Linked DNA regions of Mus musculus: regions 1, 2, 3, 4, 5 and 6 are each linked to region 7. Evidence: chromatin loops called from intact Hi-C (ENCODE). Cell type or tissue: left cerebral cortex. All regions are shown on one strand. Region 1 overlaps Gm32988 (a long non-coding RNA gene). Region 2 overlaps Ift81 (intraflagellar transport 81). Region 3 overlaps Ift81 (intraflagellar transport 81). Region 4 overlaps P2rx7 (purinergic receptor P2X, ligand-gated ion channel, 7). Region 5 overlaps Camkk2 (calcium/calmodulin-dependent protein kinase kinase 2, beta). Region 6 overlaps P2rx4 (purinergic receptor P2X, ligand-gated ion channel 4). Region 7 holds the start of Atp2a2 (ATPase, Ca++ transporting, cardiac muscle, slow twitch 2).

Region 1 (4,000 bases), 120 kb before region 7:
CCTTACAAAAGATACAAGAGAGGTACGCACCTAGCACCCAGCAGAACGTAGGGCCTTGGGTCTGGGGGCAGCTACTCCGGTTTATGTCAAATGACAAGAACTCCAGTCAGTTTGAGGCTCTCTTAGCTTCTTTGCTCTAACAAAAGCTTCCTGAGGAAGAATGGGTTTATTCTGGATCACAATTTTGTGGAACTGTAAAAGGCAGCCTGTTTTGGTTGAATGAGGCTTGCTCCAGTGACCCAGTAGAGACAAACCCACTAGGAAACTCTACAAGAGACAGAACAGTGAGCCACGTTCCCAGAGACAAGTGCCTGACACCACAGAGCCCCCCAATTCCATAATTCTGTGACTATAAATCATGCAGACAATGTCTCAAACTTCTAGCATTCTGGCTAGAGTCCATCCCCACAGTTACCTGACTATAGCCAGGTATGCTCCTCCCTACAGTTACCTAGCAACAGCAAGGTAGCACAGTGCACTATAAAAGGGGCTGCTTGGCCCCTCCTCACTCTCTTTAAGCTCTCACCTTTCTTACTCTCATCTCCAGCTCTCTTTTTCTCTCCCTTCCCCCTTCTCTCCACATGTCCATGACCTGCCTCTCTGTTTCTTTCTACCTTCTCTTTTTCTCCCTGCCTTTCTACAATAAAGCTCTAAAACCATAGACTGTATCTGCTCATCAAGGCCCACTGTGCTTGAATGATGAGATAGGCTTTTCCCTAAAGAGCCTCATCTAACCTCCCGCTGGAAGGAAGGCCTTCCTGCACTCCAGCCACAAACAGGACCAAGGACTCTCGCCTGTATGGGAACCACCCAACGCCCCCTCTCTCCCTGCCTTCTCCCTTTGACCCAGGAGCTGACCAAGCCGCCCCCGGGGCCCCCATTTGTTCTCAGCCCTTCTGCTGTGTCCAGCAGTGTCTGGGATGCCCAATACTGAGAACCTGTTACCTCTGGCCTCCTTTAGGCCCAGAGATCTAAGACTGTCCCTTGTCCACCCTCGTGGGCTAGGTCCATAGCTTCCCACATTCAGACACCCACCCGGGGCTACATGGAAAGGGTGTGACAGTCCTCCTACATCTGCCCGCCCAGAGCACCAGAACTCTTGTGGGACGGGGGTTTTCTCCCACTCCCTTTATTCCCCCATGCCCACTGCCCCGTTAAATTTGAAGGTGAATCTTTGATGGCAGGGAGAGTCGAGGCAATGGGAGCCTGTGGCACGGGGACACATCGAATCCACACTCTGAAAGCAGAGAGATAAGAATGGATATGCGGTTAGGAGCACTGACTGCTGTTCCAGAGGTCCTGAGTTCAATTCCCAGCAACCACATGGAGGCTCTCAACCATCTGTAATGGGATCCGATGCCCTCTTCTGGTGTGTCTGAAGACAGCTACAGTATACTCATATACATTAAATAAATAATATTTAAAATGAAGGAGGAAAAGGAGGAATACGCTCAGCTCCCGTTCTTTCTCTTTCTCCACAAGCCCAGCCCTGGGAATAGGGGCCATCCACAGTGGGAGAGTGTTTCTACACTGGTGGGCCAAGTTAGGATGACCCCATCCCACCCCCACCCTTGTGGATGTGCACAAATACAACTATTGCAGGAGGTTCTAGATTATGTCAACTTGACAGCCTACACTAGCCATCACAGGTAGCAAAGGAGAGAGAGAGAAAGAGAGAGCAAGAGCGAGAGCAAGAGCGAGAGCGAGAGCGAGAGCGAGAGGGAGAGGGAGAGGGAGAGGGAGAGAGAGAGAGAGAGAGAGAGAGGGGGGGGGAGAGAGAGAGATCCCAGACTGGAAAACCCTGAGAGTCTGAGCAGACGACCCTACATAGGTTCATCCTCTCTCTTGTTATGCAGATCAGAGATTAGTCCCCAGTTCAACTGTCTGCTCAATCCAAGGAGAGCTAACTCTGTGCCTTGGGCTTGCTTGTTGTCCAGGAGCTATGGGCATGACCAGCAGAGGGCAGCAATGCACCAACATTCAGTATGGCATCTGCACTGTTTTTGTCTGACCCTGGCCAGGAAAACCTGGTGAGATAATAATGCAGTATGTCACTATTTCCAGATAAGGTTATTTTACCCTCAGTGCACAGTAGAACAAGGTCTTCCCACTGGATACAGATGAAAAGGTTGGGTCTCCAAAACCTAAGGAACGGAACAAGGCTCTGTCTAAACCATAGACTCATATACAGGGTCACAAGCGTCCCAAATTTAGACAGCATTGAAAGGCATGACTGCTGTGTCTGGGCTGCAGAGCATTGGTGACCTTTTACCTGTTTTACGTCTCACAAAGCTCTTTCTGAGTGTCGATATGAGAGAATTTGCATCCTAACCATCCCAGTTTACAGGTCAGAAAACTGAGGCCCCTAAAACTCATCTGCTTCACCACTTGGCTTGATCTTAGAGGTTAAGAGTGGATTCTCAGGAATAGAAGCAGAATAGCAATGCACTCTAGATGTCCTGTAGCATGTTGGTTTTTAAATTTTAATTTAATTTTATAGGTGTGTATACCTGTGTATGTTTATGTGCACCGCATCTGTGTGTACCATGCGTAGGCAAATGCCCAGCAAGCCCAGAGGGCATAAGACACCCTGGAACTGAAGTTGAGGATGGTTGTGAACTGCCTGGTGTGGATGCTGGGAATTGAACTCGGGTCCTTTCCAGGAGCAGCAAGTGCTTTTAACCACTCTCCAGCCTGTTTTTAGTTATGTGCATATATGCTAGTTTATGTCCCGTTGTGTATGTGAGTGCAAGTTCCTCTCAGAGGCCAGTGTGGGATCCCCTAGGGCTGCTGTTACAGGTGGTTGTGACACACACACTCAGTGTGGGTACTGGCAACTGTGCTCAGGTCCTCTCTCTAAGAGTAGCAGTGCTCCTATCTGCTGAGTGGTCCTCTCGGCTCCTTGTGGAGTGTTTTGATGCAATAATACAAGATAATTTCTAGCCCAGGTATCAGCCCTGCCTTCAGATAATTAGGCAGGCTGCTTCTCTGTCTCAGCGCCTGCACCAGCGCTTAACGATTCCTTCTAGAACTGAAATCGCTTTTGATCAATCACAGTCCTCAGAGGATTATCATTGGAACTCGGCGCCAGGAGCAGCTTCCCACCACCCTCTGCTACCCACTCCACCCTCTGCTACCCACTCCCTGTTGCTAATGGCTGTTTGGCCAGTTTGCATGTGCAATGTCTTCAGCAGATGCCTGGGTAGGAGAGGATGATGTAATAGCAAAGCTCGACTCAAATTAGCTCCAACATAAGGAACATGTAACTTGGATGTAACAAGCTGATTGCAAGGTGGTGTGGTCAGCCGTTCACCAACTTCCAAGGGGCTGGAACCCATTTGCGCTCTCATTTCATTGGCCAGAAGTGTCACATGACTCCGCCTAACCCAATCTCAAGCCGGGACAATGAAGTTGTCATAAAGACTTAGACCAGGTTATCAACTAGAGACTTGATTTTGTGGGAAAGCGATTAGTAGTGTCTTGGTGATCCCCGGTGCCGTTACTGTAGCTTACAGGGAGCAATAACCTGTTCTGACACTGTGGTCCCTACCTTCAGGAGTGAGGGACTAGGAGAGAACCAAGTCCGGGTCCTGGTCTCCCACGGGCCCTGGGTTGATTATACCAGACTTGCTTTACTTCCTTTACATCATGGCTGCTTGTCTCTTTCTCATGGTGGAGATTTTGACAAAGCAAAGAAAAAGCACAGGCCTGATATCTCAGGAACCCGCCATTCAGAGGTGGCCGCTATGCTTCTGACAGTCCCCACACCACAATCCCAACTGTTTTCTAGAGATTGGGGTTCAAGTGCAGCGTCTCCTGGTCGTCCATACAGCCCCAACGCTGCAGTATGTGATTCAGATTCTCTGTGTACCAGGAACTCTCAAACCGCTTCAATGAGACCCAGGGATGTTGAATCCAGGAGGCTCAACGTGGGGGACGCAAATGTCCATTTGAACAGAGGAAGAGTGTTTAAAGGAGGCCTTGCCCAAAAAGAGGGCAT
Region 2 (4,000 bases), 83 kb before region 7:
GACTTTTCAAAATGTTATCACTTATAAGAGAAAACACACTTTAATTTGTAAGTTAGTTTGATATTAGATTCTGGTTAAAAATCTTCATATGGAGGCTGGAGAGGCAGCTTAGTGTTTCTGAGCACTGGCTGCTCTTCTGGAGGATCCCAGGTTCAATTCCCAGCATCCACATGGAATCTGTAATTCCAGGGGATCCAACACCCTCTTCTGGCCTTTCATGGACACCATACTTACGTGATGCATAGACACACTTGGGCAGACACTCCACACATAAAATAAAAATAAAATTTAAATCTAAACAATAACATAAATCCATATATGGTTTAAAGTGCAAGTCACTGCCATTATTCCAAATTAAGACAACTTTGAGTATTGGAACAAGATCTTAAGTGATCTTACCTTTTCTGTTTTGAAGTGTTTACATGTATTACACAGAAGTCTCATTGGGATGGAGCTAGAGCAGCTACACCAGTAGCAGCAGTAATGAGAAGGCAGGACCAAGACAGTGTCGGTGTCTTGGTGGCAGGTGCTGCTGTCAGTGGGCTTCTCTACAAGTAACAGGAAGGTGTTAGCTCCAGGGGAGCCTCTTCTAGGATGCACTCCCTGATGCTGTCTTCCTGCTCACACCTTCACTGTGGCCTTCTCCAGCATATGCTATGCTGACAGCAGTCTCTGTGGACCGTTATAGTCTGTAGCGCTCTTGAGCTCACAAGTCAGGAAACAGTAAAGACCACAGATGCGGCTTGGGTACCAGACACTTGGAATGAAAGCTTCCTTGCTTCCTTCCTCCCTCCTCCCATCCCCTGCTTCCATTTCTATCTACATGGTTTCATTGTGCAGCCTAGGTGGCCTGGAACCCAATATATAGACCAGGGTAGTCTCAAACCCACAGAGATCTGCCTGTCCATTGAAAAGTTGTTTGTTTTTGTTTTTGTTTTTTTTAAATCAGACTATGAATATTAACAAATGTCTTGGCACTATTTTGCAAGCCTCAGTTGATGAGAAAAATTAATCATTCTTCACCCTAGCCATGGCTGTTTACATCTTCAAGTAGTTTTATAATCCTGATCACAAGGTTAAATTTGCTATTTAATATGGTAGCCTGTAGCCAATTCTTTTGGTGTGATATTTTGCCATTTTTTTAGTCAACAATCTAAGCTTGTAGGCTATGTTCCCAGGGTTTTCATTCAGATTGGAGTATGTCTTTTGGGTCTAAATTCTTTTAAAGCACCAAATGAACCTGAAGGGTGTGTACGTTCCCCTGGTCCATGGGTTGAGAGGTCACCGTTGGGTGCAGCCCATTGCACCCTCTTCCCCACCATCACCAGACGCTCGGCAGTTCGGAAAATGTGCTTAGTCAAATACTATTATAAGCAGCTTTAAAAACAGCCAAGCATTTCATTCTGCAGCCACCACCAGAAATCCTAGAGCTAAATAGGGAAGATTATGAAATCTTCTTTAAGGACTTCAAAGAGAAGCAGCGTGGAGATAAGGGAATCCTGGCAAGATCTGCTGCAGCTGTCAGTTCCCGAAAAATTGGGAACCAAATTTTGACACTTGTGGTTGAATCATCCGCCCTTCCAAGTGAGCCGAGGCAAGCCTGCCTGCCTGCCGTATTTTTAGAGCCTTTCAAATCGCATTGTTCTCTATCATAGCAGGGCCTATGGGTCCTAAAATTTCCTAAGACAGAGAACAAAATTGGACCAAATAAATTTGGCTCAGCTTACTATAATAGAAGTAGTATGTGATGCAGGCAATATTAGATTTTCAGCTTTTTTCTTGGAACATTAACGGCAGGTGAAGCGTTCATTAGAGTGAGCTGTGAGCTGGTGGTCTGATTCCTAGGAGAAGCACAGAGACTTGGGAGGGCGTGGTCCGCTCTCTTAAGATAGACATTCCTGGGCCAGCCTCTGCTTAAGGCTGATTGCAACCAGCACATATAACACTGTTCATTATAGACTGTAAAGAGGGCACAGCTAACTAGCTACTACCATATGCACATAATTACATCGTTCATGCTTGCCTGCTGAGATTTTCTAATTTAAAGTTTAAAATGTAATACTAACAGGTTGGGAAAGGTTGGGATAGTATTTGTGTACGTGTTTATGTTACACTGGTTATGCTGGGTGTTGTGAACAGACGGCCATTTTAGCAGAAAACAAAGGTTGCTTTGAAACATTTTCTTTTTGCTTAGAGTAGGTAGCAGCTCTGAGAGCAAACTTCTGAGCCTGTGAGCGGAAAAATAGCCTGACCAATGGGAATGCTATCTTTGGACACAGCATGTTGTTTGTACATAGTGGCATCCCATCCCTGAACTCTTTAGCTCCCTCAAGCCTATTTCTATGCACTTTTTATTTAAATATCATTTGACCAGACAATTGGCAAAGATGTGATTTAATTGAGACATGGAAACTAGCACGGGGGTTGGACTAATGGGATTTGAGAACAGACAGTACTCATTCTGGTCCACTTGTAAGAAGAAACTTGAGAGCTTGGTGGAATTTCTCATTTCTCCTTTAAACTATGCATGGCTCTTCATAGTCCTGAGCAGCAGAACGTTCATTCCTATTGTGTAGCTGTCTTGTGAAACCCTTCCAGCTTAATTGCTCAGAATAAAATTTTCATGCTGGATATTGAAGCAAAAAAAAAAAAAATTGGAGTAGGGGCAGATTCTTGTTTTCAGGTAAGTGTTCAGAACGAGGTTGAAAGTCCAGTAATTGTTTTGTAGTTCCCGGTGGGCTTGCGAAGTGTCAGGAATAGGTCAGCCCAGATTCTGATCATTACTGTAAAAGGTTAGGAACACAGTAAGCAGATAAAAGGAGAAAGAACATTTGTCAAATTCCATTTCGATCATGAAGGAGCTGAGTCTATAATATTGTTCCTAAAGGCACAGCTAGCACTGTAAATCATTAATCCATTACCCACCCCAGTGCCTGCAGATAGATTAGTTCCACATAAGAGCGTGTTCCCTTAGCACCTACGGCCTAAACCGAAAAGCATGAATCCTACTGACCTAAGCATTCACAGTGGGGGCTGCTCTTTCCCAAATGACAACATTGGATTCCATGTGTATAATGGTACACAGGATTGATGATAGTACTGAATTGCACTTTTCTACCCAATGGCAGGCTTGGAGTTTCACTGTAATGAGGACACATTTGTTTGGGTGACCTATTACAGTGCAAAATGGGAAGCTTTTATCTTAATCTTGCACAAATGTATTGCTTATATCCTATGCCTTTATTTTCCCCCTTTAAAATGACTTGTTTTTTTCAAACAAGTCTCTTGACTGGTGAAATAGCTCATTGGTTAAAAGCACCTACTTGCTCTTTGGAAGGACCAGAATCCACATCAGGCAGCTCACAGCCACCTGTAACTCCAGCCTCTGGGAATTTGATGCTGTTTTCTGGCCTCTGGGAACCTGCACACACACTTAGGCGCATGTGCACACACACACACACACACACACACACACACACACACACACACCCCAAATGATGATGATGATGATAATGATGATACTACTACTACTAAAATCGTTTAAAGCCTGGGGATGGCACTCTGTTTAAGCTTTTGTAAAAGACCCAGGTTCAAGTTCCCATCATCCACACAGTGGTTCAGAACTACTCCTAGCTCCAGTTCTTGGGGACCTGCTGCCTTCTTGTGACCTCCGCAGGCACCAGGCACACCTTTACAATTTTGTTTGTGATTGGCAAGGTGGCACAGTCAGTAGTGTTTGCTGCTGAAACATGAGGGCCCCAGTCAGTGTCCTCCACCACCAAATAAAATCCTGGTGTGATATCAGCCACATACATGTGCAAGTTCACACACATGAACACACGCAGTGAAACACTGTGTCTTTAAAGATAAAATGCTTAAATTTTGGAATGACTTCCTTTGGAAGTCATTCTTTTCATTTTAAATTTACCTTTTCATTTCCTTACATGTGAATATATCTGTGTGCACAGAGCACCTGTGGAGGTCAGGGGATGGCATGAGG
Region 3 (4,000 bases), 64 kb before region 7:
TTTTGTCATACATGCTTGTATGGTATCAGGGTTGACCTCTTGGGGCAGCAAGGGAAGGAACAAAGGACAGACACACAGACACATAAATAGAAAAGCGGGAATCAGGTGATCCAGGCTCTAAGAAGCTGCTGCTGCTGCATACCCACTTAGCTGTTTACTATGCACAGAGGAACAAGGAGGGGGCTTAGCTAGTCTTCTTAGGAGCAGTCTCTGTAGGGTATCAATCGTTAGGCGTAAACTCTATGGGGGAAGCTATGGTGGACATTTTCTACACATTGTCAATTTGCACACTCAGGCCAGAGGAAGGATTTGCCTAGAGAAGGCCTTACCTCACTCACCCTCAGGACTCAGGCTCCACTCACACCGACAGCAGCACACCGTTGCTTGAGACTTCACTCTCCCGAATTCTTGCATCTATGTGGTGTTTTTTTATCAAGGAGTTGTTCCATTGTAATGTTCAGCTTAAAACAGTGCTTATTTTGTATCTTGATGTAACATTAAAGAAATATCTATATTAAAAATAAGAACTAGAATTATTTCATCTTTGTGTATGTCTTTGATATTCTAGATTCGGGGCTGCTATCACCCAAATACACTGGGACATTTTCATCAAGCATGATATTAAAATCTTTTCTTATTTATTAGTAGATAGTAATCCCAGCACTTGGGAGGCAGAGGCAGGAGGATTTCTGAGTTCGAGGACAGCCAGGGCTATACAGAGAAACCCTGTCTCGAAAAACCAAAAAAAAAAAAAAAAAAAAAAAAAAAAAAAAAAGAAAAAAGATAGTTGCATCCCCAAACTCAAAGACTTTCCAGAATGTATCCTACAAACTTTCTGGATTTCGCCCAAATCTAGTTTCTAAAAATACTTAGTGTTTAGTATAGAGGAGGCCTCCAGGACCCCTCTTCTGTCAGGTTATTCACATTACATATATTGAAAATCACCCGTGCATATTTGTGTTCATTTATGTGACCTCCTGAGTTGCACATGTCTCATAGACAATAACATTATAATGGCACACAGGTAATTTGTAGTTGCTTTGTGCTTCAGTGTTAGATTGCAGACATCTTCTCAGCATGGTGTGCGGTCATGATAACTGGCATTTAGAACCAATAAGTGGCCCTGCACTTTGCTACGGAGTTCACATCTATTAACCAGACCTCGGGCACACATCTATAATCCTAGCACTGGGGAAGCAGAGACAGGCAAATCTCTGTGAGTTTGAGGACAGCCAGAGCTACATAGTGAGACCCTATATCCCCCAAAAAATAAGAAAAAAAGAAACTAACATCTATTCAATCTCTTTCCTACTATTTGGCACTAAAGTAATTAAAAGTTTTATTTCTTTAAGTCTTTACTTGACTGCAGTAGTATTTTTATGTATGCAGCACTTTTTTTCATTTTTTAAATGACATGTCTTTTGCTTTAAATGACAGGTGAAAAAACTGAATTCCTTGGTATCAGAAAAGAAGTCAGCTTTAGCCCCAGTTATAAAAGAACTACGGCAGTTGCGTCAGAAATGTCAAGTAAGTTTGATGTTTTTGCTGTCTTGCTTAGGTGGACTCTTAGGTATTTTTTAAGGGAGATAATGGAAAGGAAACTAGTACTGAACTGACGCAGCATAAGGCAGTGATGGTGGGGCCCACAAATCAGTGAGGGCTGGGGAGAAGGAATTCAAACTGAAATGCAAAATGCAGCCAGATGAAATTTGTAAAAATCATTTGCATTTGAGTGCTGTAAGTATTAAATCTCATTCTTGTGTGGCCAAGTGAGGCAGAGTATCCCAGCAAGGCAGCCTTAGATGGATGGGCTTACTGTTCTGGCAGGCACAGCGGGCAAACGGCAGGAGGCTAAGCACAAGTGCCATTACTTGGAAGCTAGTTGTAACCAGGGCTTTAAAGGAGAACTGTCAGAGGTAAGTGCCCTGCACAGCATGCACGAGCCAGCGGCCAGCCGCTAGGTTTTGGCAGTAGTGCTGCTGCTTCATCCGTCTCCGGAGTAATTGTAAGTGTGAGTGTGAGCCATCTTGCCTGTGCCTGAGGACGGAACTAGAAACCCAGTTCTACATGAACACCATCTGTCAGAGTTAGCTCCAGAGTAGAAAATCACATAGACTTTGAAGTCAGCTATAGACATCATTTCCTTTTTATAGAAAATGCCACACAGTCTGAGATAGGTTTAGAAGCTTATCCAGACAGACAAATGGGAGACTCAAGGAAGGGTCTTACTTTAGCCTGCAAATTCCCCCCCCCCCCGGGGTCTTTCTCCCATTTTGCATAGCTCTGGCTGTCCTGGAACACTATGTTTACACCATGTTGGCCTTGGATTTAAAGAGATCCATGTGCCTCTTCCAAGTGCTAGAATTAAAGGTGAATGCTACCATGTCTGCATGTCCTGCCTAAGTTGCCTTATCTCAGTCTATCTCATTACACACTGCTGCCATCACAGAGGAGATCGAAGAGACAGCCCTGCTCTCTCAGGTTTATGCTCTAAGCGGTATGGTAGCAGCACATAAGGAAATTCAAGCAAGATAAAAGAAATCACATCTAAAGAGCAAGTAATGTATATATTACTTAGTATATTGTGGAATAGGCCAGAGGGATGCTATGAAACCAGAAAAGCTGTACGAGTGTTAGCAATGGGGACTTATAGATAGTGATGGTAAATTTGGTATTAACAATATTTATTAAGCACTAGCTATGTACCTTGTACTCTGACATTTCTCATTGGACCTGACAAACAATCCAAAGAGACAGGAACTTCCTTTATGGAGAGAAAGAAAGGAACAGAGGTGGGGAGGGAGGCAGGCAGGCAGGCATAGAGACTAGTGACTTGTCTAAGATTGTATAGTGGCAGACGGCAGAGCAAGTGTCTCTAACACTGCACTAGTAATGTAATGTGACCCCTGAATCTTTGGGGATCTTCCTCTATTCCTGCCACCTTCAAGTCTTTTTACCACTGTTTCTTTTTTCCCCGTATCATGGTCCCCCTCCTCCTCCTGTGGGAATTAGTTACGCCTCCAACCACAGGATGGCCTTTCTAGTCTTGTTATACCAGTGTTGACTACTAACTTCTCTGTTGCCCTTGATTTATTTGTGTGTTTTGTGGTGGTAGAGATGGAATCCAGGGCCTTTCACATGCTAGACAAGCACTAAACTAGGCCTGCCACTAAACTATTCCCTAGCCTTTCAGAGGTTTTTGTATGTTTTGTTTTGTTTTACTTTTCTGATGCTGCAGATGGAGTCCCACATTTGACACTTGCTAGGCAAAGCATTGTGTTGGTAAACTACATCCCCAAGTCCTAACACCCATTGTTTACATTCAGATTGTTGTAGTTGCCCAGAACTCAGGAGCTAAGGGAATCCCGCAGCCTTTGAGGCTGTGCCTTTTTATTTTGTTTTTGTTTCAGTTTGTTTTAAGTGAAGATCTCACTATGTAGTCCTGGCTGGCCTTGAACTTGTAGAGCTCAGCCTGCCCCAGTCCCAAAGAGTTGGAATTAAAGGTATGTGCCAACATGCCCAGTGACACTATCATACATTTAAAGACCAAGAGTATTTTAAAATATTGTATACTTTTAACTTTAATGGGCTATCCTCAGTTATTTCTATTGTATTTGGAATGCATTCTAAAATTAAGTTTTATAACTACTTAAAATCAAGAGTATCACCAACTCAAGATTTACACCTTAACATTTAATCATCTGTAACTAGAATAACACCTTGAAAAGTTTGTTTTCTTAGAGGCAATTCTATTGCTGTGTAATTAAATGGAATAACTAATTACATGCAATTGTAATTGTATACTCAGTTTAGAGTATACAATCTAATAGTTTAGTTTTCTTGAAATACTTTTTATTGATTGATTGTAAAACTCAGCTGGATGTGGTGGAACTGGAAGGGTAAGAGGTTCAAGGTCATCTCTGGTTACATCCACATGTTGAACTTGAAGCCATCATAGACTCCATGAAAGATCATGTATCCAAAAACCCTACAAACCCCC
Region 4 (4,000 bases), 150 kb before region 7:
AACATTATTCCCTGACTTCCACATGGACACCAGGGCACATGAGCACGTGACTGCGCACAAAATGTAGACAGTTTAAAAAAAAAGATGTTAGAGCTAGAAATCCAGATTTGGGACCCACTCAGCATGTCTGATGCAGAGTGCAATAGAACACATGTAGACAAATCCAATTACGAGTGCTCTGTCTCACCCTGGCCTCAAATCACATAGAAATACTTGGGATTTTCTTTCAAGCTATACCTTGCAACTTCATCCCAGAGCAACTGGTGCTCTACCTCAGTCTGATGTATCATCCCCATTCTAGAATTATGCAACACATGATAATCTCCAATTGAATCCAACTTTTTTGAACTAGTAAAGGCTTTGGAAATGTAATAGACCTTTGTATCATAATGAACACGAAAATTCTACTAACATATTCCAGAAATGAATCAAAGGAGGGACGAGGCAAAGAGAGACTGCAGCGTCTTGCCCTTTAAAAAGAGTAGTCTAATGTTCAATTCAATCACCAACTCTTTTTTGTTGTTGTTGTTTTGTTTTTTGTTTTGTTTTTCGAGCCAGGGTTTCTCTGTGTAGCCCTGGCTGTCCTGGAACTCACTCTGTATCTGTAGACCAGGCTGGCCTCGAACTCAGAAATCCACCTGCCTCTGCCTCCCAAGTGCTGGGATTAAAAGCGTGTGCCACCACGCCCAGGCCCCAGTCACCAACTCTTGATTTCATGGAATGATTCAAGAGAAGCTAGGCCTCTTCTCTGGGCCATGGGTTCAGTCCATGAATGGGAGTGTGTGTGTGTGATAATTCTCTAGTCTGTAATCCCAGTGACTCTTAGCTCTAAGAAACAGATGGTCAGTGCTTTCGGGTGCATGCAAAGCCACCAGTCCCTGGAGCAAACACAGTATCAAGGGGCTGGAATCTAGCTGAACCTGGTAGGATGGGCGAGATTTAGAGGAACTGGAGAACCTGGCAGGCAGAAGAGATCAGACACAGAAGAAGCTAGGGTCACCCAGAGACCCTGGCCAAAGTAGGGGTAGCCTGGAGGAGCAGGGATGCAGTGGAGGTAGAGAAAGAGGTTGGGCCAGGGAGCCCTGGGACTGGCTCTGTCTGGACTCACCAGATATAGACGCAGATGGCCCCTAGGAAGGTGTTCTTCAGCGTCCCGATCCATATGCTATGGATTTCAAGGACTTTCCCGGATTTATGGCTGCATAAGTGGCTCACGGGCAGCATGGTGAGAAGGTTCTCAGAGCACCACCAGGGGAGGAAGTGACTCGAAGCAAAGTCTGCCTATTTCTTTTAAAGGAACCCCAGAGTTCTGAGCAAAGATAACTCTAAAGCAAAAGCTCTGAGAGAGACCTCCCTCTTCAAAGAGCTGGGGCCTCGCTTCAGGCTTTGCTTCCTGTACTCACACCCTCACTCATGGGGCCGGGCAGCATCTGTAGGAGCATCTTCTTCCCAGGTCAACGGCATACACATTTACACATTTGTGGCTCAGTTCCTTGGGCCAGACTACAGAAGGCTACATTGTTTCATGCAGTGAACATCAGCAAAGCAACAGTGTTGCACACTGCCTTTCACAAGTCAGTCTCTTCGCCCCCTGTGTGATAGCACCCTTGGCTGTCCTGGACTGGCTTTGTAGACCATGCTGGCCTCACAGATATCCTCCTGTCTCTGCCTCCCGAGTGCTAAGATTAAAGGCACGTGCCTCCACCCCTGACCACAAGGGTCATGGCAGCTCCGTCTACATGGACATGACTGAGATGAAGGGTTCCAGACAGCACCTTGGGTATCAGTCTGGAGATGAGGACAGATGACACAACTGTGAGAGCCCTCTGAAGGAGTAGAGTGCAGGATGGACCTGTCACCTGTCAAGGGTGATTACCAAAGGAAGAGGACCAGGCAAGCTCCCTCCCCCCCCATGGTTGCTGGCTGGTCCCCGTGAAGATGACCATGGTGATGGTGGTGATTTTTCATTGATCTGTCTCCCTCTTTTCCTCTTCTGCATTTAAATATAATATTCCCATCTTAAAAATAAACCTTCCCCCCCCACCCCACCCCCCGCCCTCCATTCTTCTCTGCTGCCGTAATGCAGGACCTGACTCCTCCTATGGTGCCTAGTCTTTTGAAAGAGTGAGTCACCGCATCCATTTCCGCACTTCCATTCACTCCTCCACCCACTCCAGTCTGGCTCCCACCCCCACCTCACCGCTTCTCCAGAGCCTCCCTCGCCAACCCGTGCTCTCTCCCTTCCCTCCCGGGGCCAGCAGGCCTGCTGCAGATGCCCTGACTGACACCAGTGACTTCCTTCTTCTTTCTTTCTTTCTTTCTTTCTTTCTTTCTTCTTCTTCTTCTTCTTCTTCTTCTTCTTCTTCTTCTTCTTCTTCTTCTTCTTCTTCTTCTTCTTCTTCTTCTTCTTCTTCTTCTTCTCCTTCTCCTTCTCCTTCTCCTTCTCCTTCTCCTTCTCCTTCTTTTTCTAACCACAGCCTCAAGGAGTCTACATTCTTCCGACCTCCTTGGATCTCCCTGACGTCTGTCTCAGAATGCTTTGGGAAGTTCTGCATCTCCCTGCTCCTTGAATGTTAGTGCCACTCAGGGCTCTCTCTCTCTTCAAAGCTTCTTGCTTTCATCTAGTTACCTCTCTTGCTGGTCCATTGACGATGTCCATGGCTTCAATGACTATCTATAGGTTGGTGGTATCCACTTGGGTGGTGGTGGAGGCAGGGGCAGAGGCAGAGGGTAGATGTTCAAGGCTAGGTACAGCTATGTATGGCGCTACTTAAAGCCCCGTCTCAGCAAACCGAGATCAAAGAAAGTCCACTACTTCATCTTCCTCACGTTATTCAACTCCACCTGTCCTCTGTCACTGTCACCTCCTCAGGCCAGGCCACCATCAGTTCACAACCAGGTGATCCAATACAGTTTAGTCTCCCTCCAGGTCTTGGTCCTGTCCCCTCCAGTCTCCAGGGTGAGCGTGAACTCTGGATGAAGTCTGGATGAGCTTAGTGACTGTGAAAGTTCGATTTTGGCTCGGCCGCCGACTGGCTATGTGACTCTGGCCACCGAGGAGATTTGTAAATCTTGTTAAAAAAGACAGTTCATCATGTGATCTATCATGTGATCAAAGGCTGGATTCACTTAGGCACTGCATAGTCAGAATAAAGGTCTCTGTGGACCACTGCCCAGCGGGAACCCACAAAACCAACAATGTGAGACCCGGACACCAGTACCTCAGCTGCAGCTGCCTTCTGAATAGGCTGGATCCTCCCAGTCACCCATCCTGTAGCAGGAGCCCAAGGATTGCCGATCCTCACTCATCTCTGGAACCAAGCAGTGGTACCTTATCAGGGAGTGCCGTCTAGACGACACATGGCTGAGGACGTGTGACTGAGGACATGTGACTGAGGACGTGTGACTGAGGACGTGCGACTGAGGACATGTGACTGAGTCATGTGACTGAGGACATGTGACTGAGGACGTGTGACTTAGGACATGTGACTGAGGACATGTGACTGAGGACATGTGACTGAGTCATGTGACTGAGGACGTGTGACTGAGGACGTGTGACTGAGGACGTGTGATTGAGGACATGTGACTGAGTCATGTGACTGAGGACGTGTGACTGAGGACATGTGACTGAGGACATGTGACTGAGTCATGTGACTGAGGACATGTGACTGAGGACGTGTGACTGAGGACGTGTGATTGAGGACATGTGACTGAGTCATGTGACTGAGGACGTGTGACTGAGGACATGTGACTGAGGACATGTGACTGAGTCATGTGACTGAGGACATGTGACTGAGGACGTGTGACTGAGGACGTGTGACTGAGGACATGCAACTGAGGACATGAGACTGAGGACTTTGAGATTTAAGTTCACCTTAGGTAACCTGGGTGAGTCTCAAATGCTCAGTGTCCCTGTGAAAGAGACGTGTGTGTGTGTGTGTGTGTGTGTGTGTGTGTGTGTGTGTGGCCTGACAGGCAGAAAAGGAGACATGATGGAAAC
Region 5 (4,000 bases), 270 kb before region 7:
TCCTTGGACTCGTGGGCAAGAGAGTCCCAAGGTGGCTCTCAGGCTGCAGTGCTTGCTCTCTCTGATCTGAGCACATCTAACCTTGTTCCTCAGAAGCTGAGGGAGTTAGAGGTTTCTCTTTCTCTGATTCTCCAAGATGTCTCAGACTGGAGATGTGGCTCAGTTGATAGAGCGCTTGCCTGGTGCACTTTGCTAGCAAGCCCTCTGCCACCAAACTCCATTCTCTGGTTCTTTTTAAAAACAAAACAAAACAAAATCAAGGTGAAGTCCCTCCCCAGGTGGCATTTAGGACACTCAGTGTCATATGTCTGTTCCAGCTGTCTGGTTTCAGAGCATTCCTATTAGAAGGAAATTCTTTACCTAATAAACTATCACTCCTTGTTCCCAGCATCCCTCCCTCCACCCTTTGGCAGGCACCCACACATCAGCTTTCTCTGGGATTTGTGCACTGTGGATGTTTCCTGTGAGTTGCATCTTATATAATAGGTGGTCTTTTGTGCCTCAGAATCATCTTCTATACTTCCTTTTTTATGGCTGCGTAATATTCCACGCTGCGAGCAGACTACACCTGACTTATTTATCATGACAGACATTTGTGTTGTTTTGGTATATGGGCTTCTCTTTCTTTCTCTCCTCTGGGAGCCAGGGTCTCATGCAGACACCACTGTGCCTAGCTGACTTTCTTCTTCTTCTTCTTCTTCTTCTTCTTCTTCTTCTTCTTCTTCTTCTTCTTCTTCTTCTTCTTCTTCTTCTTTTCTTCTTCCTTTTTTTTTTTTTCAGTTATAAAACCTTTTAAGCGCAGAGAAAAATGCCAAAGTTTGGTTTTGCTTTGTCCGTTTGGGTTAATTTGTACTTCACAAGGCAGGAAGGAGGCCCTGGGTGTGGCAGGAACTCAGTCTGGCTCTGTAGCATCCAACCCCCTGTTTGGGGGGTCTGGGAACAGACACTGTACTGTGGGGAGCTCATGGGAACTGGGGCCCCCTCCCTCTGGGAGTCTCTGAGCTGCTGGGGGAGGCCTGTGCAACAGATGAGCCGCATTCTAGACTCTCCCCCCCCCCCGGTTTGGAAAGGGAGAGGGAGAAAACTGGAGCTTCTGCCGTGCCCCCACACCCACCCCACCCCACCCTGAAAGCTGCGGAGGGACTATTTCTGTGTTGCCTCCTTTTATCCCGGCGGCTGTAAATAGTTGAGAGATGGCAGTTACGGAGATAAAAAAAAAATGCTAATTCCAACCTGGAAAGGAGGGAGGACCGATGATCCCCGCAGGAAGTGGGGGCGAGGAGGGGAGACCGAGGCATCTGCCCTCTGCCCTGAATTGAGGGAAGGCCGAGGTGGGTGGTGATGCCCAAGTGCTTCTGTTAAGGGAACCCTTAACGGGGAGTCGGCGGTTAGACAGGAGGATGAGCCAGAGATCCCATTCCCTGGCTCGTTTTTGTTCGAGGCAGGATCCTGCTTTGTGACCTAGACTGGCCGTGAACTGAAAAGATCGTCCTGCCTCTGCCTCCCTCTCCCTGGGATTCGTGTGCCTCTCTGCCTACCTAGCTCCCCTGTGCTGTTGAACGGCAGGAGCATTGCTGTCAAAGACTCTGGCAGAGAGAGAGAGTGAGCCTTTCGGTTTATTTCAGACCTTGATCCCCATTCTGGGTCCAGGTGTGGGGGACAGGTGGCCCTGTAGACCCGGTTTCCTGGTGTGTCCCTGCTTAGGGGGCGGTGTACTTGAGGCTGGAGAAGGAAGGAGGCGGGTTAAACATTCTATAGCCAAGCAGGATGAGGGAGGGAGAGCCGTGTGGGAGGGCAAGATAAGGCCCCTTGTCTCTGATTGGCCAGACTCTGTATTGCTGGATTGGATCTCTCTTCCTCTCTGTGTCTCTGTATCTCTCTCTGTCTCTCTCCACCCCCGCCCCCGCCCTCTCTCTCTGTTCCCATTACAGACTAAAATTCCGTTTGTTTCTCTGCCTCTGCCTTTGGTTCAGTGGAAGTCTGGGAGGGAGTCATGGGAAAAGCGCTAGGAAGGAAGCCGGCTACTTCTCACCTCATGTTCCGCCCCCCTGAAACACGCGCCCCGCTCACCCACGTGGCCGCCCTTTCTGTATCCTCAAGGTCTTCGGAGCCCTGACTGCAGACAGGGTTGTCCTGATATTTTAACGATCCGTGACCTCTCATATCTCTGAAAGTGGCCAGCAGTGACTCAGAAACTCCTTGGTCACTCAGGGGCTCCGGCCCTGGGCGGTAAGAATCTGGACATCTGGCTCTAGTCCTTGCCCAGCCGCAAGCCCCGCTGCCTGCTTTCTCTCACCTACTCTGGTTTTTAGCATCTCCACCTGCAGGCCCCTCCGCCCCCTATATCTGTTGCTGAAGCAGTGGACAGCTCTGACAGCATATCACTTTGGATGTGAAAAACAAATAATAAAACCACATTTCTGCCCCCCCCCTCCCCCCCATTCGAGGCCCGTCATGGCGGTGCCCACGTTTAGTTCCAGCGCTTAGGACGCAGAGGCAGGCACATAGATAGATCCCTAGGGATCTCTGAGTTTGAGGCCAGCCTGGTCTACAGATCAGGTTCTAGGACAGCTAGGGTTATAGAGACCGTATCTCAAAAAGATTAAAAAAAATTTTTTTTTGGTTTTGTTTTTGTTTTTAGTGTAAGTTAAAGTCAGTCAAGGACTTTTTATTTTCTTAATTTATGTGTATGTTTGTGTGAATATACACCATCTGTACGCCAGGGCTCACAGAAGCCAGAAGAGAATGTTGGATGTCCTGGCGCTGGACATGGGCAGTTGTGAGCTGCTTTGTAAGTGCTGGGACCTAAACCCAGGTCCCCTGCAAGAGCAGGAGATGCTTGTAACTACTGTCTCTCCAGCCAGGAGTTAGACCTCATACCCTCGGAAGTCTTTGCTATGCTTTGGTTTAGTGTGTGTTCGTACCCAAGACTTCCCTGGCTGTGTGATCATGGGCAAGACCCTCTGCCTCAGTCTCCTCACTAGAGAAGTAGAGAATAATGCGGTTACCATGACAACTAAGAAGTTGATACAGGCTTAGCATGATGTGGCCGGGAGAGTTAGTCCCACAGCTGCCGCAGCTGCAGCTGTCAGAGCTGTTTCCAAGAGGGTGAGATTCCCCAGCGAGCGGTGTTTCTCCCGTTTAGCCTGCTCACTGGTTCTCCGGCACTTTTTTTTTGTTTCGTTTGTTTCCCTTTATGGTAAACAAAACGAAAGGTTGACTTTGTAAGGGTTGTTTCCTTACTAGGGAGCAAGGTAAGGGCTGCCTGGGTTCTCGGGGAAGTGGCAGCTGCCTTGCAGTTTGGCCTGCATGAGAGCCCAAAGCTTTTATGACCCTCAGTTCTTCGTCACTTGTAGGTCAGTCTTGGCTCAGGGAGCTGAAAACACTAGGGTATGTGGGCTTCAGGCATGGAGGAATCAGGGTGCCAGCGCGGTTTTCCATCCATTTTCTTCCCTTGATGGGCATCATTCTAAGGCGGGGTTCTCCCAGCACTAAGTTCAGCAGAAAGAACTCTCCCCGCCGCCCCCTTTGAACATTGAAAAAACTGGCAGTAAGACCCACTAGCCTGAGTTCAATACATAAGTTCTCTTGAATCCATGACCTGACCAGAAGAGTTGATGTCCAGTTGGGCAGTTTTGTGCATGGTGGTGGGGTCTGCTCTATAGGGGTGCCTCACAGGGAAGGATATGTTCCTAGGCGTAAACTGGGCTGCCGTCCTAAGACTAAAGGAATTCGGACTCCAGGTCAGTTGAAGACAACTTCTCACCTTCCGACTGGCCTTGGGATGGGTGTCTGAAATGTACAACCTCCAGCTTACATCTGCTGGGTGCCAGCTGTGTTCTAAAAAGTTTTAGGCCTGAGAATTCAGGGCTGAATTCAGAACCTCGTTCTCTCCAGCCAGTCGAGCCACATTGCTGGCTTGCGTCTGGGCATTTGTTCCCGATACAGGTGGAGACAGCTGCCTTTGGTCTCCCCTCATATAGACTGAGTTCTAAGGATG
Region 6 (4,000 bases), 220 kb before region 7:
GTCTCTCCGGAAAGACCCTGCGAAGAGGGGTAAACGAGTGACTACCCAGCCCGTGTTGCCACCAGATCCCCAACCACCTACGGCAGGCAGCGGCTTGGTGCCTCTCCTGAGGGCTTGTGGGGAGATCTTAGCAACAGAGAGGTCTCCAGTTAGTTCTAGAGAGTCTCACAGTAAGGTACAAAACCCTCGTTCTGAGGATGAATGAAAGTACCATGTGGATGGAGATCCATTGTCACAGTCAAGGTGTGACAGTGATAAATAGAAGGTAAGACACAGCTGGGTTTTAAAGAGGGAGTCTATCTGAAGAGAGGAAAAGCCATGCTACTACAGGTGTAACTGCTGGGGTGATCAGCTGACCCGTGCCAGCCTCGGTAGAAGGGCCTTTGCTCGGTGCTCTCCGTGGGGACAAGGGACAAAGGCAAGACGCTCACACTTCGTGCCTGCGCTGGGTACAGGTGCTTACCTGCTCGTAGTCTTCCACATACTTATATTTCTTGTCCCGGTAGTAGTATCTCTTCTTCATACAGTAGAGGACTATGACGTCACACAGCACGGTCGCCTGATTTAGCACAGAATAAACCAGGATGCTTTATAAGACCCCCTTCCTCTGAGATCTAACCTACCAAGGAGGAATGGCATCTCCGTTTCTCTGCATCAGACTGGACTGAGACCAACCGGCTTGGTCTCAGAGGTGGGATTTCTAGGGAATCTTTCTCCTCACCCCAAACGGCATCCAGTCTAGAGTCAAGTCTGAGGTTTAGGGGAAGGCCAGCGCTTGCTCACTAAGCTGCTGACGAGTAAGAAAGGTCCAGACAAGGAAACCGCTCTAAAACACTCACCACCCCTAGGAGCGCCAAGCCAGAGCCAACATTGATCATGGTTGGGATGATGTCAAACTTGCCAGCCTGGCGGAAGACAGGAGGAGAACCAAAGTGTTCTAATGGGGGTGATGACAGAAAATAGGACAGTGGGAGGCTTTCTCTCTCCAAGCAGGGTTCAGAGGAGGGCCTACCTTTCCAAACACGATGATGTCAAAGCGGATGCCATATGCCTTGGTGAGTGTGCGTTGCTCATTGCCAGCAAGGTCCCTGTAGTACTTGGCAAACCTGGAGGAAAAGAGGGTAGGGTGGAGAATAAGTGCAGATCTTGGGGTCCCAGGCAGGGACTGTTAGCGCAGGACCCAAGTCCCTGAGCACAACTTGTCTTGGTTAACGAGTTGCTCCAGTGGCTTCGCAGACACCAAGCACCCTCCCCCCCCCAGGTCAGCCTCCTAGTTAATGTGAGGCAATGTAGCAGGAGGAGCCAGGACCCCTCCCGGAGGAGCAGAGGGACTCCTCTGCCACCAGCATCCTACCCCAGGATGGGAGCCCTTTTGCTCTGAACGGCCTTCCTGATGATACAGCTGGGTCATATCATCATCCCCTGCCTCTCTCCAGGGGACCCTGTGCACTAACAGAACTTGTCAGCCAGTGGGGATCTACAAGACTGCATGGAAGGATGGGGACTGAGCCAGCCCCGGGGCTCACAGCCCGGCTGGAGCTTGGCTCCAGGTGGGATACACCACGCCTCTGGGCTCCCCCCCTGGCTACCACCTGCCATTTTAGTCTCATTGGCTGGATTGAGATACACAATTGAGATAAGACACCAACTCAGCTCACCCTCCAGGCTACAGAATGCAAACCAGGGAAGTCTGTAATCCCAGCTGTCCCGGGAAACTAAAAGGTCAATTAGTTCCTAAATATGCAATATGGAGATTCTCCGAAGAAACCTTGCCCCTATCACCGCTCTGCCCGGCCCCAGCCTTAGTTAGCTTTCTATCAGAATCTCAAGTCTGGGATTTATCTGTGCCACAGCTTCTATGCTATTGGTCCAGGCTTGGGACCCTCAGGTGAGACTGGTGCTGGCTACGGTCTGGGTGTGTGTGAGATCCGTCAACTTCTCAGTTCTAGGATTCCAAGCTTTAGGTCTCCACCGTGGCCCCTAAGAACCCTGAGACAGAGACAGAACCATACAAATCTGACCCCACCCTGGTGTGGGGGTTGGGGGGAGTTCGAATAGCTGCCCTAGTCTCAAGAAAGCCTTCTTACTACCCCACGCAAATTTGATACCACAAGCTACCACTAGAGGGAGTCAAGGGCAACTTTGAAAACTGACCTAGCAAATAAATGCTCGTTAACTGTACACAGGATTTGGCTGCTTTTGAAAAATGGCAATGGTGTTCCCAGGCCTCGCTCACATTCCCAGGTGTCCTGGATTTAATAGTGTCCCTTCTCAAATTCATCTCCACCTGCAAAGGTGATCTTATTTTGCAGATGTAATTAGTTAAAGAGAGGTCATGCCAGATTAAGGTTAACCCTAAATCTAATGTTCTTGAAGAGAAGATCGAACCAACCCGGTCTACACAGCAAGTTCCTAGCCGTCCATAAATAGAAGAGAGAAGGTGGGTGTGGCGGGTGCACACCTCTAATCCCAGCACTTGGGGTGATGGTGGGGGTTCAGGAGTTTACGGCATCAGACCGCAGAGTTCACAGCAACATAATCCTACAGACTTCTGGTTTCAGAACTATCGAAGAATAAAATTCTGTTGTTTCGAGCTGTTCGGTGTCATCTGTTACTAGAGCCCGGGGAAACAGATACAGCAGCATCTTCAGCTGGCTAGTTTCAGTGCAGCCTCTTTTTTTTTTTTTTTTTTTTTTTTTTTTCTTTTCGAGACAGGGCTTCTCTGTATAGCCCTGGTTGCCCCGGAACTCACTTTGTAGACCAGGCTGGCCTCGAACCTAGAAATCCGCCTGCTTCTGCCTCCCAAGTGCTGGGATTAAAGGCGTGTGCCACCACCGCCCGGCTCAGTGCAGCCTCTTATATTTTAGTGAGACAGGTCTCAGGATGTGCCCTGGGCTTGAACCACATGTACGCATCCTCCCAACGCGTGAGCGGTACCTGAAATTGTAGCCAGGAGACACGTTGTGTTCTAAGTCCCGAGTGTCGAGGCGCCGGAAGGAATATCTGGGCAGGCAGTGGGAGGCAGCTCTGTCAAGGTTGCAGTCCCACTTGATCTGGATACCCATGATGCCTCCCTGTGGGGAAAGCAGGGGAGGCTTTCGGAACTCAAGCTCACGCTGGGGCCGGGATCCTGGGGCAGGTAAGATGCGAGGAAAACCATGCTGGCACCTACCTCCACTGCCATCTCCTGAAAGCTGTGGCCCGCATCCGCCACGATTTGGCCAAGACGGAATATGGGGCAGAAGGGATCCGTCCGCGCATTATAAATGCACGACTTGAGGTAGGAGGTGGTAATGTTGGGGAGGATATTCCTCCTGAAGTAGGGGAGGAAGCAGAGAGTCTGAGCAAGGGCAGCTTCGGGGAGAGCCAGAAGTTCTTTTTTATAAATCTTTTTTTTTTTTTTAATTTTATTTATTTATTATATGTAAGTACACTGTAGCTGTCTTCAGACACCAGAAGTGGGCACCAGATCTCGTTATGGATGGTTATGAGCCACCATGTGGTTGCTGGGATTTGAACTCAGGACCTTCGGAAGAGCAGTCAGTGCTCTTAACCGTTGAGCCATCTCTCAGCCCCCAGAAGTTCTTTTTAAGAGGCGCGTGAATGCCTATTGCCCGGCCCCCACTTACTTGCTGAAATTAAACTTGGGGTACCAGATGTTGTTCTTTACCAAGAGGGTGAAGTTTTCTGCAGCCTTTAAAAAAGCTGGCCTGGAAAAGGAATTGTACAGGTTATTACACACATGCGCATTGCGGTCGGTGCCACCTTTCCGACAGTTTACAGCGCCACTCTCGCAAGGAGAATGGGAACATCTGGCATTTTCTATCCTCTTTTGTGTCACACTAGGGTCACCAGGCCTTCCGGATCCTTCCTCTGAAGAGGCAGAACTTCCTGCCCAAAGCATTCAATGAAAGGGATGCTGGCTGTGGCCACCATGATTGCCTAGCATCTGCTGGCCTCCAGTTTGCCTTTAAGGCGTTCATGGGTTATGGATGCTCCT
Region 7 (4,000 bases):
TAAGCTTCACAGCCATTCTTCTCATAGGTAAGTGGTCCAGAGGCCAAAATAAATCCAGCTTATTGATGAATGGAAAAATTAGTACACTGGAGCTGAGCAGACGTTTGCTGAGGCCTTAGTGCTGGCAGAGCCCTTCCCAAGTAACTGATGGGTTGAGGAGGGTGGGGCTCTCATTGGTTTCATGCATTTAAACTGTAGGCACTCAATAAATGATGAGCAGATGTTGGGGACTGTGCTTTGTACTGAGTATGGACCAGACAGACAAGCTTCATTCTCAAGTCTGGATGCCCTTACAAGATGCTAGGAGGCAGGCACCGAGCAGCTAAACAAAATCTACAGTGTATTTTCCATAGAAAAGTGCTAGGGCAGCAGAGACCCTTGAATAATGTGATAGTAGGCATCCTGGGGAGGGGAGCTGCTTTAGATAATAAAGCATCTTTCCGGGGGGTGGGGGGGACTCGGGGATTTAGCTCAGTGGTAGAGAGCTTGCCTAGCAAGCTCAAGGCCCTGGGTTCGGTCCTCAGCTCTGGAAAAACAAAACAAAAAAAACCACCAAACATCTTTCAGGAGGGGACCGGACAAGGAGGAAGATGGCCTGAGGGAAAAACTGGGAACCCGTGTTGTAGGGTGCACCTCCAGCCCCTGAAGGAGGGGACTACAGAACAAAAGCCAAACCCAGTGAGCATCACAGACAAACTAAGAGAGGTCATGACCTTCCTACTCTCAGTGCCCCTTGCTGTAGGTACGACAGAACTGGAATCCAGCTAGGAGGGAGACCCACCAGCTCTCCATCCCTCCCACCCTCTCACCCCCCACCTCGCAGGCAGTCACCTGATCCTCCAGAAGAGGCTGTGACCTAACCAGTTTCCACCTTGCTTCTAGGGAGTGCATTGCTATACACTAGAATTTTTGTTTGTTTGTTTCGTGTAGGGTTCTGTTGGTCCTGTTCCAAGTATCAATCAGAACTGCGTGCCAGCCTCCACTCCTTGGAAATAATTAAATGAAGTGACGTACTTGATTTTTTTTTTCAGTCGGGTAAAGCACCATGATTTGCATCTGCTGAAGGAATCTATCTTAAGTCTTGAGGCGGAGCCTTGTGGGACGTCTCAAGTGATTGGGGGGGGGGGGTGGCGTTGCTAAACACTCAAGAAGATGAAATGCTTTATTTTGCAATCTATGCCCTTCATGAAGCCGCATTTTGTGAAGATATTTGCAAATTCAATGCAAAGGGCCTCCTCCCTGTTAAGTATGGCTTCCCACATTCCTCTGCTTTTTAAATTTATTTTGTATGTTTTAGACAAGGTCCAACGTGGAAGACTGCTCCTAAACTCCTTCAGTGTCTGTCCATGACCTTGAACTCTTGATCCCGTGGCTTCCACTTCTGTTCGTGGGATCACAGGCGGGCTCCGTATAGCCTCTTTATATTGGCAAAATTACCTTGCATGCTAGGCTCTGTACAGACCTCACAGAAACAACAGATGATCTGTGGTTTAAGAATAGATTTGGGATTGAAGGCTCCTTCTCTCGCATTGGGGGAAGTGGAAGTCTTATATAGCAGCCATCATTTGGAAGCCAAAGCCAAGCCACCTAGCATAGCTGCTACAGCATAACCTGTGACTTCTATGCAGACGTGTGTCAAAGGCTGTGTGAGCTACTAAAAACGAAATAAAACTTCCTCCTTCCTCCCCCAAGAGTGGGATTCCCTGTCGGGGCACAGAACCCGCAGGGGAAGGAAGGGCTGGTGTTGGCGTGCGATGGAGATGAGGCTTTCGGCTGGGGGTGTGGGATGCGGTGTTCCCGAGGCGACAGATGAGCGCTTTTGGCTGTGTGGGAAGGGAACTGCGGAATTCCTCCCCTTGGTTGCTGAGGGGGGCTCTGAAGGAGACATTAGGATGCAGAGCACGGCTCGCGCTGCCCAGGACGCGGAGGCAAGCCAAGGACACCAGTGCGAGCGCGCCTCGGCCCCCCTGCGTTCCCGAGCCTCCCTGCCAATGCGCGGTCCCAGCCAGTCCCCAACCTCAGCGGCAGGGCAACCAGCACAGAGCGCCCACCCGTGAACTCCGCGCTCTATCCCCGCGCGCGGTCGATACGGGAAAAGCCGTGGCCCCGGAAAAGTCAGGCTCACCCTCCGCCCGCGCCGGTGGCCGCAGCGCATCGAGCACAGCGTGGACGCAGAGGTGGCCCTGGCCCCGTGCGCGCGCACAGGCGCCGCGCGCGGCCTCGATCCGGGTTCCTGGGGGGCGGCGCGCGGGAGGAGGCGGGGCCTGCTGGCGGCGTGGGCGCGCGGTGCGCGCGCGCGGGAGGGCGCCGGAGGAGGGGGCGGGGCCGCGCCGCCCGCGCCGCGCTGGGGGCTCTCTCGGCCAATGAGCGGCGTCCACATGCCGCGGCGGCGGCGAGAGGGGAGGCAGCGGCGGATAAATGCTATTAGAGCAGCCTCCGCGGAGCCGTCCCCGACGCCGCCACCTCCCGTCTCCTCCGCCGCAGTTCCCTCCGCCGCCGCTGTCGGGGGTGCAGAGCTGAGGGGCTCGGGCCGGCGCGCCGCGCAGCTCCTCTCCCGTCGCCTGCCTCGCGGTTCCCGGCGCCGAGGGCTCGGCCCGGCGCCGCTCCTCATCTGCGCCCCGTCTCCTCGGCGCAGCGCCCGGGGCCTGCGCTGCCCGCGGCCGGCTGGCAGCTGCTGAAGCGACCCACACTCGCGGCGGGGCGGGAGGCTCGCAGTCCCTCGGGCGGGCTCGGCGAGGCCGGGCCGCGTGCGGCGGTTTCTGGGGGAGGGGGCTCGGGTGATTCAGCGCCCCGGTCAGGCGGAAGCGGCCGCCGCCGCCGCGGAGGAGGAGGAGGAGAAGAAAAAGGAGGGGACAGCTGTCCGCGCCCGGGCGCCCGCGGTGGCACGAGCCCGCGGCCGGAGTGCGAGGCGGTAGGCGAGGAGGCCGCGGGGACGCGAGGCGAGGCCGGCCGGGGCCCCCGCAGCCATGGAGAACGCTCACACAAAGACCGTGGAGGAGGTGCTGGGCCACTTCGGGGTCAACGAGAGCACGGGGCTGAGCTTGGAGCAGGTCAAGAAGCTCAAGGAGAGATGGGGCTCCAACGGTAGGTGCGGGGCGCCGGGGCTGCAGCGGCGCGGCGCGGGCCCGAGCGCCAAGGAAGATGGCTGACCCGGCTCCACCTCGTGGGGCTTGGCTCGGCGCGGCGCCCGACGGCTGCGAGAGGCCGGGCGGTCCACGCGCGGGTCTGGGCCATCGCCGACCTCTAGGGGTCTCGAGCCGGTGACCTTCCCGGCCGGCGCTCAGCGAGTCGGATTGGGGGGGGGGGAGAGGGAGTGGGAAGGAGGGAGGAGGTTCCTGCGGCTGGGCTGAGTCCCCCGCGGATTTATGAGGCGTCGATGTTGTTGAGAAACCCTCGGACCGTTTCTTGTGCTCCCCAAAGTTGCACATCTGGCAGAAGTGATGACCCAGCTGAAATGACTGCATGGTCCTGGAGGCCGGAGAGGGCTTACGGGCAGTTCCGAGGCCACTGATTACCAGGGCTGAATAATTTTCTCGGGGTATCAAAGTGGAGACAGATTGTTGTACGTTCATACACCTATATCCGCCATTCAGACAACGATGGTGGTGAATTTAGCAGTTTTTAATAAAAGCGCTAATACAATATCTTCATTTTTCTTTCTGCTTTCCTCCTGACACGTTGCTGTCGAATTTCGGCCTTCTAGAATTGCCGGCTGAAGAAGGTAAATAATATTAACATGTTATTTTGGAGAGATGATGTGTGCAGGCTGATTGATGTGGACAATTGAAACAAATGGTTTGTTTTTTTTTTTTTTTTTTTTCCTTTCCTTTTCTAACAGGAAAAACCTTGCTGGAACTTGTGATTGAGCAGTTTGAAGACTTACTAGTTAGAATTTTACTGCTGGCAGCATGTATATCTTTCGTAAGTATTTAAAAAATTATTTTGTCTCCCCATAAAAGTTGAAAGAATTTCGTTGGGACACCAGAAAATAAATAATTAC

Evidence for each region. Peaks named below come from ENCODE experiments on the same cell type or tissue, not always from the same donor. Only the 100,000 strongest peaks of a DNase experiment are listed, where the experiment ranks them.
Region 1: it touches region 7 in a loop (3-fold over the local background); 18 of 42 quality-filtered maps call a loop at or near these places.
Region 2: it touches region 7 in a loop (8-fold over the local background); 2 of 42 quality-filtered maps call a loop at or near these places.
Region 3: a loop joins it to region 7, with 2.1 times the contacts of the local background. A loop is called at or near these places in 3 of 42 quality-filtered maps.
Region 4: it touches region 7 in a loop (9-fold over the local background); 2 of 42 quality-filtered maps call a loop at or near these places.
Region 5: it touches region 7 in a loop (2.9-fold over the local background); 6 of 42 quality-filtered maps call a loop at or near these places.
Region 6: it touches region 7 in a loop (2.9-fold over the local background); 4 of 42 quality-filtered maps call a loop at or near these places.

Annotation. Positions count from the first base shown.
Region 1 is chr5:122,625,401-122,629,400 of GRCm38, reverse strand. It overlaps Gm32988 (a long non-coding RNA gene), which reads right to left. Exons shown (of 3, transcript XR_387697.3): 2 at 2,080-2,144; 3 at 1,118-1,237. Among named protein-coding and RNA genes, the nearest start is that of Gm32988, 3.3 kb to the right of the region's middle. In left cerebral cortex, CTCF peaks have their summits at 1,340 (motif pointing left) and 1,962 (motif pointing right); DNase peaks (open chromatin) are centred at 1,966 and 3,204.
Region 2 is chr5:122,583,234-122,587,233 of GRCm38, reverse strand. All of the region lies in intron 11 of Ift81 (intraflagellar transport 81), which reads left to right. Among named protein-coding and RNA genes, the nearest start is that of Ift81, 29 kb to the left of the region's middle. In left cerebral cortex, no CTCF peak of the experiment used is centred here; DNase peaks (open chromatin) are centred at 684, 1,526 and 1,865; H3K27ac peaks cover 2,463 bases.
Region 3 is chr5:122,564,788-122,568,787 of GRCm38, reverse strand. Ift81 (intraflagellar transport 81) reads left to right here. Exons shown (of 19, transcript NM_009879.4): 14 at 1,438-1,527. Among named protein-coding and RNA genes, the nearest start is that of Ift81, 48 kb to the left of the region's middle. In left cerebral cortex, a CTCF peak has its summit at 1,859; a DNase peak (open chromatin) is centred at 2,013; H3K27ac peaks cover 1,089 bases.
Region 4 is chr5:122,647,648-122,651,647 of GRCm38, reverse strand. The region is part of intron 1 of P2rx7 (purinergic receptor P2X, ligand-gated ion channel, 7); the gene reads right to left. Among named protein-coding and RNA genes, the nearest start is that of P2rx7, 5.7 kb to the right of the region's middle. In left cerebral cortex, no CTCF peak of the experiment used is centred here; DNase peaks (open chromatin) are centred at 1,258 and 2,148; H3K27ac peaks cover 1,469 bases.
Region 5 is chr5:122,773,013-122,777,012 of GRCm38, reverse strand. All of the region lies in intron 1 of Camkk2 (calcium/calmodulin-dependent protein kinase kinase 2, beta), which reads left to right. Among named protein-coding and RNA genes, the nearest start is that of Camkk2, 4.4 kb to the left of the region's middle. In left cerebral cortex, no CTCF peak of the experiment used is centred here; DNase peaks (open chromatin) are centred at 1,248 and 1,833; H3K4me3 peaks cover 560 bases; H3K27ac peaks cover 1,232 bases.
Region 6 is chr5:122,724,304-122,728,303 of GRCm38, reverse strand. It overlaps P2rx4 (purinergic receptor P2X, ligand-gated ion channel 4), which reads right to left. Exons shown (of 12, transcript NM_011026.3): 6 at 3,630-3,710; 7 at 3,173-3,314; 8 at 2,938-3,074; 9 at 1,013-1,106; 10 at 840-905; 11 at 464-559; 12 at 1-17. It also overlaps a transcript of Camkk2 not described here. Among named protein-coding and RNA genes, the nearest start is that of P2rx4, 19 kb to the right of the region's middle. In left cerebral cortex, CTCF peaks have their summits at 2,113 (motif pointing right) and 3,075; DNase peaks (open chromatin) are centred at 930, 2,126 and 3,083.
Region 7 is chr5:122,500,652-122,504,651 of GRCm38, reverse strand. Atp2a2 (ATPase, Ca++ transporting, cardiac muscle, slow twitch 2) reads left to right here and starts at 2,427. Exons shown (of 20, transcript NM_001110140.3): 1 at 2,427-3,084; 2 at 3,704-3,721; 3 at 3,839-3,921. The coding sequence starts at 2,967. In left cerebral cortex, a CTCF peak has its summit at 2,499; DNase peaks (open chromatin) are centred at 1,083, 1,833, 2,312 and 3,116; H3K4me3 peaks cover 2,800 bases; H3K27ac peaks cover 3,306 bases.